Linked DNA regions of Homo sapiens: region 2 is linked to region 1. A link is an interaction called in ENCODE POLR2A ChIA-PET data of the cell type or tissue named here. Cell type or tissue: GM12878. All regions are shown on one strand. Each heading gives the region's core, and the rest is flanking DNA. Links, peaks and the distances in the headings are about the cores only. Region 1 overlaps MACO1 (macoilin 1). Region 2 overlaps LDLRAP1 (low density lipoprotein receptor adaptor protein 1).

Evidence for each region. ChIA-PET counts read pairs that join two places held together with the same protein. Peaks named below come from ENCODE experiments on the same cell type or tissue, not always from the same donor. Only the 100,000 strongest peaks of a DNase experiment are listed, where the experiment ranks them.
Region 2: POLR2A ChIA-PET joins it to region 1 with 6 read pairs; 4 of 35 experiments call an interaction of 5 or more read pairs at or near these places.

The regions. Positions count from the first base shown.
Region 1 is chr1:25,483,595-25,486,500 of GRCh38, forward strand. It overlaps MACO1 (macoilin 1), which reads left to right. Exons shown (of 11, transcript NM_018202.6): 7 at 522-680; 8 at 2,019-2,201. Among named protein-coding and RNA genes, the nearest start is that of MACO1, 54 kb to the left of the region's middle. In GM12878, for the core only: no CTCF peak of the experiment used is centred there; no DNase peak of the experiment used is centred there.
Region 2 is chr1:25,561,350-25,564,255 of GRCh38, forward strand. LDLRAP1 (low density lipoprotein receptor adaptor protein 1) reads left to right here. Exons shown (of 9, transcript NM_015627.3): 5 at 1,295-1,367; 6 at 1,721-1,804; 7 at 2,312-2,442. Among named protein-coding and RNA genes, the nearest start is that of LDLRAP1, 19 kb to the left of the region's middle. RefSeq lists an enhancer at 1,895-2,522. In GM12878, for the core only: no CTCF peak of the experiment used is centred there; a DNase peak (open chromatin) is centred at 1,352; H3K27ac peaks cover 1,013 bases.

The DNA.
Region 1 (2,906 bases), core at 304-2,803:
AACGTCATTCAGCAAGGATGCTGCAATTTCTGGAGGTCGTCGCAGACCGTTTTCTTCTAGGCCCATGGTGGGACGCAGTCTCAGACAGTAGATTCTGATTTATCAAAATATCACAAAGCATTAAGTGGTAGGTCATGTGCTAGTTGTTTGAACATATTTCCCTTGCTGAGGGCATGAAAAGCCACCAGAAGGGAGCCTTTAGTCTTCAGCCACCCTCTCTGCTGTCCCTTTCTCCTTTATCAGCAGCTCGGATGGATATTCACAAGCACCATACTCACCTGTCACTATTCATAAACAGGGGGAAGTTGAAAGTTACACCCCAGTAGGAAGAGGTAGGGACCCAGGTGGAATCATTCAACAAAATTAACCCAGTTGCAGACAGGAGTCCTCATCATGGCAGGAACTGCCAGCGGGGTCCTTTTTCTGCCATTCACCCAGCAGTCCAGGACCCCCACCAGGTCCCTCCCAGCTCTGTGGGTGCCCTCACCTAGATGAAAATGCTGCATTTCTCATTCTCCTAGGCTGGAACAAGACATTAAAAAGTTAAAGGCTGACCTGCAAGCCAGCAGACAAGTGGAACAAGAGCTCCGCAGTCAGATCAGCTCCCTTTCGAGCACCGAGCGAGGGATCCGCTCAGAAATGGGCCAGCTTCGGCAGGAGAACGAGCTGCTGCAGAACAAGTACGTGCACCTTTCAGGCCTTTGGCCGTAAGCCCGGCAGCTTCACTGCTTCTCCTGTTGCCAGGGGTTGGAGCACAAGATTTATGGTGACAGAGACCTGCTGAGAGGTTTTTAAATAAAATGTTTAAAATACTTTATTTAGTACCAGATATTCAACATGTTTATAAAATCTATAAAAACTTATTTCATTGCCACAAAACAGTTTATTAATATTACTGTTTTTGTCTTCTCTCATTTAATAACTTCTTAGTTTAAAATAGTTATTGAGTTTTTGGATAGTAAAATTGACAAGAAGTAGTTCTGTCACATTTTGAAAATTTTGCTCCTTTGAGTGAAAATTTCTAGAGGATTTGACTATATTTACTTTTATTTCCAGAACTAAAAGATGACATTGAACTTTGATTTTATTTGAAAAGGCAGGCAGAAAGCCAGGTCTTCTGTGTGAATTCATTTAGGCTTTTGATTAGTTCATTCTGGAATTACTTCTTAACTCAGTGTAGGTCTGTCCTTTTTTCTTTTTTTAAATCTCCCAGCAATGTGTGCCCGTGGTAGTGATGATCATTACAGGCTGTTGGCTTTCTGGGCTTTCCCTGTTGAAAGAGGAGTTCAACATTTTTAAGGAATGTAACTCAAAAGCTAGGGCATTACAGGCAAATAACCTCTCCATTGCCTCTGACCAGCATTTGTGGTGGTTCTAGCATTGATATGTAGAGAACATCCCAGTGATAAACTCACCTCATGCTGATAGGTAAAGCTGGGGGTGGTAGTAAGCAGGAAATATGGCTGAAATTTCTATCTGAAATTAAGCATCCTGTGACTCTAAAAGAGGATTTGGGGACACTGTGAGCAAACATCCTGAGCTGGAAAGGAAAAGCTGTAGTAGGCTACAGCAAAATTGTATTCAGGAAAAATAAAAACCTTCCCCTTTCCACCCCTTACCTTAGTTTCACTGGGGCTGGTCCCATCAGTGGTTCTTTGGTGGGACTGAAGTTCTTTCAGGGTGCTCTGGAACATTAGAATTAGTTCTACAATTATCTTCCCCTCTGTTCAAAATTTGTTTTACCCTGTTTTCTGGATGACCTTTTGTAGATCACTTACTTGAACAGAGCAGAGGCTAGGTCTTAATCTCTGTTTTGTAAGGCAGCTTGTTTATTGGTGTTTAGGAATTATTAAAGAATAACAGTGTGTTTTCCTCAGGCATTCTGGGCATTGACATTTTTGATTTGCTGTTCAAACCTCCTGTTTAATTGGCCTTAAGGTGATAAAGAGATGTTTCTCAAGGGTTTATAGTGGGCATTTGTAATTTTAAGACTTTATATGACAATCATTTCCATATAGGTTACATAATGCTGTGCAAATGAAGCAAAAAGACAAGCAGAATATCAGCCAGTTGGAGAAAAAGCTAAAAGCTGAGCAGGAAGCCCGAAGTTTTGTAGAGAAACAGTTAATGGAAGAGAAAAAGAGGAAGAAGTTAGAAGAAGCCACTGCTGCCCGGGCTGTTGCGTTTGCTGCTGCATCTAGGTATGTCCATGTCACCTGAGTGTTTAATCCAAGGTTGGCTTTCCTTTACCAACAAAGACATGGGAATTTGGTGCCTTGGGCAGGATTGGACGTACAGCAATCATGCACGGATGGATTGCTTTTAAGTACTGTTTTATTAACTGGTTTAAACTCCATGTGTGCAAGCTTGCACTATCTTATAACAGCTTTATCCCTCAGTGACCTCATCTATAAAGTGGGATGAGGGAATCACCATGTTTCCCATACCTGGGAGGCAAAGTACTGCTCATAAAAAGGTTTCCAGTCACTTTTTGTCAGACTGATGATTACTAAATGCATTGAGAGATTCTATCTGGAAGTTCGTTCCCTTTAGAGAGCTATCATTACTCTCCACTCTTAGGTATATGTGTTTCTGAAGTTTTTATCTTAAAATGGAAGAAAGATAAAATCTTGGTTGCCCAAGCACTGTGTACTGGCTGCTCAAATGGATATCAGCAAACTGTCAAATGAAATGGAAAAAAAAAGTGAAACATAAGTCTCTACTAGATGGAATTACATTTATGGCATAATGAAAATTGGGGACTACCTCCTATACCACTGGAAAGTACCCCTGTGTGCAAGTATTCCAAAAACTATTAGATAGTTAAGAGCTTTTTTTTTCTTTTTGCTTCTACTTCACTTATCACTTTTTCCTTTGTTTTCTTGACTAGTGAAGTCCCTCTGCAT
Region 2 (2,906 bases), core at 391-2,890, 78 kb after region 1:
AGACATTCAAATGAGGTTTTATACTTTCGTGAAGTGTAATTGGCACGGATCAGTCAGTTTGTTTAGGAATTTTAAATATTTTTTTAAAAGGAGTTTTAAAGGCAGTGGCCACAGGTCCATTTCTCAATTAAATTGAGTTGTCTGGGGGAGGGCAGGGAGCGGGGCTGAGGCTGGTGAGGCCTGAACTTGTAGACTTGAAAGAGGCTGGTGCTTTCTTCTCTCAGCCAGGGCTTCAGAAGGAAGCTAGATGTTTCCGGCTATAGCTACGAACTCTGGGACTTCCACTCCCAGAAGCTGAGCTGATTAACCCTGGACTGGAATGGCTGAGAGAGGAAGGTGTTGAGATGAATATGGGCTGGGGATAGGTCCTGGGTGGAATGAGGCCTGCACCTCAGGTGAATGTAATTCACCCAGCATTGTTGCCACCTCTGGGAGGCTTTGGCCTGCTCCCGAGGGCAGGGGTGTTCAGATTGATTCTTGCTTTTAGGGTGCACAAAGCTGGGGGAAACACAGGCAGGGGAGCCAGTGACACTTTCACATGCATAGTGCCAGAGGGAGGTGGGTGGGGCTCGAGGAGTCTGGGACTGGTGACAGGAGAGGTGGTGACATCTGAGTTGGGTTTGGAGGGGTGAGGGAGAGTTCCCCTGGGGTGAAGGGCCGAGGTGTGGCCCTTCCTTACAGGTGGGTTATAGCACTGACCGGTTTTGGTCCCCGGGCCTTCATTGACATCTTGCTCCTATCAGGAAATTGACAAGCCTTCTACTCTCTTTGTGGGATCCAGTTATGGTCCCAACCGGAACCTAACTTTCACCTCTCTGGCTGTGGCTCATTTGGGGCAATGGCTGGGCCCTTCCAATTCTGGCTTTTCTGTTCTCCAATTCCAAGGGCTAAGTCCACAGGTAATTAGGGAGGGTTTCTTGGAGGAAGTAAGCCTCACAGTTCATTGAATTCAGGGAAGCCCAAAGGGGAAGGAAAAGACCTGGAGAAGAACAGCCTTTGCAGGCAGGGGCCCTAGAGTGAGAGTGAGAACTTTGGTGGGGCCAGAGATAGTAAAGATGGGGACTCTACTGCCTCTGCGAGGCTATGGCCTTATGACACCCCAGGCTGCTTTGGAGACCTGGGAAGGGCCAGGACCCTGCTCTGCCCAGCAGGCATTCCAGAGCCTGGGATGGAGCTGCAGAAGCTGCAGGGAGGGAGCCAGGGGGCCTGGCCTGGAGGCCCCAGCCCTCCAGTGCAGACTTGCTCTGCCCTGGCTGACACTGCACCCCTCCCCATCCCCACTTCCTGTTTTCAGGCACAGGCTGTTACCCTCACCGTAGCCCAGGCCTTCAAAGTCGCCTTTGAGTTTTGGCAGGTGTCCAAGGAAGGTGAGACTTTGCATCTACATTGTGGGTGTGGTGGGAGGTGGGGAGACACATAAAGGCCCTGGGGTCAGACCTGGACCGACTTCCTGCCTCATCACCCACCTGGCTTGTGACTGTGAGCAGGTCCCTTCACCGCTCAGAGTCTCGGTTTTCCCATCTGAAAAATGGGAACAGCCGTCTCCCTCCCCAAAGGTGCTTGTGAGGATTAACTGACATCCGAAAGGTTTCTTTCCTCCCGGCTGGAAACCTGAAACTGCCCCTTGAGGTTGGCCACCGCTAATCACCCCTGCCCGGTGATTGCTGGGGACAGAGTGCTGGGGTCTGAGGCTCCAACATGTTGTGCCTTGGTCCTGCAGAGAAAGAGAAGAGGGACAAAGCCAGCCAAGAGGGAGGGGACGTCCTGGGGGCCCGCCAAGACTGCACCCCCTCCTTGAAGAGCTGTGAGTCCTGACGGGGAAGGGGGATTGGCCATGCGGTGTTGGGGTTGCGCTTCACCCAGGGGGGTCCCACTCCTGCCTGGGCTGGGAGAGCCTCTTGGTTTTTCACTTGTGTTTTGTTAAATAAATAATACACGTTCATTACAGATCAATTAGAAAATGTAGATAAGGGGAAGAAATAACTCATTTTAGTACATTTTCTTCTAGATATGTCCCTATGCAAATATATAAATATGCGTCTATCTTTCTATATACTTAACATAGTATTGTGTGGTTGCTTAAGAAAACTTAACTATTGTGAATACAAAAGTTTCAGTCTAAGCCATTAGTCAGGTTCTCACTCTGTGGGCAGCTGCGCATCTGCTGTGGGGAGGTGCCAGGGCCGGGCTCTGCTGGGAGGCCTGGGCAAGGCCACATCAGAGGGGAGGGTCAGGGCCAGGACAGCCCAGGGAGGGGGCCAGGAAGGAAGAGGCTGATCTCCCACTGACAACCTGACCGGATCCCTCACAGTGGTCGCCACTGGGAACCTGCTGGACTTAGAGGAGACAGCTAAGGCCCCGCTGTCCACGGTCAGCGCCAACACCACCAACATGGACGAGGTGCCGCGGCCACAAGCCTTGAGTGGCAGCAGTGTTGTCTGGGTGAGTGGTTGTGTGGCCAGCAGATCGGTGATCCTCAGCCTGACCTCTGGGTGAGCCTGGGGCTGCTCCAGGGACCAGGCCCTGGGACCCGTGACTTGTGGGCCTCTGGGAGGACCAGACCCAGCCCGGTAGTGCCCAGGCGCAGGATAGGGGATGAACAATGTCCCTTTTGAACCTGAGGCTGCATCCCCAACAGGCTTGGCTCCCAGCACAGCTGTCTCCTCACAATGCTTGGCCTCTTGGCCTGAGCGTCCACGGCTCTGCCCACCACAAGACCAGCCAAAGGCGCCCTTGTTCTTGGTGTGGCAGAGCTCGCTCCTACCACCCCTCCCCCTCAGCCGCCTGAATGAGGACCCAGAGACTTGGGCAGTCACCAGCTTGGTCCCTGACTCCCTCAGGGACTCAGGGCAAGCCCCCTGACCTCTCTGTCTCAGCTTTTTCATCTCAGTAAGGGTGATGACCTC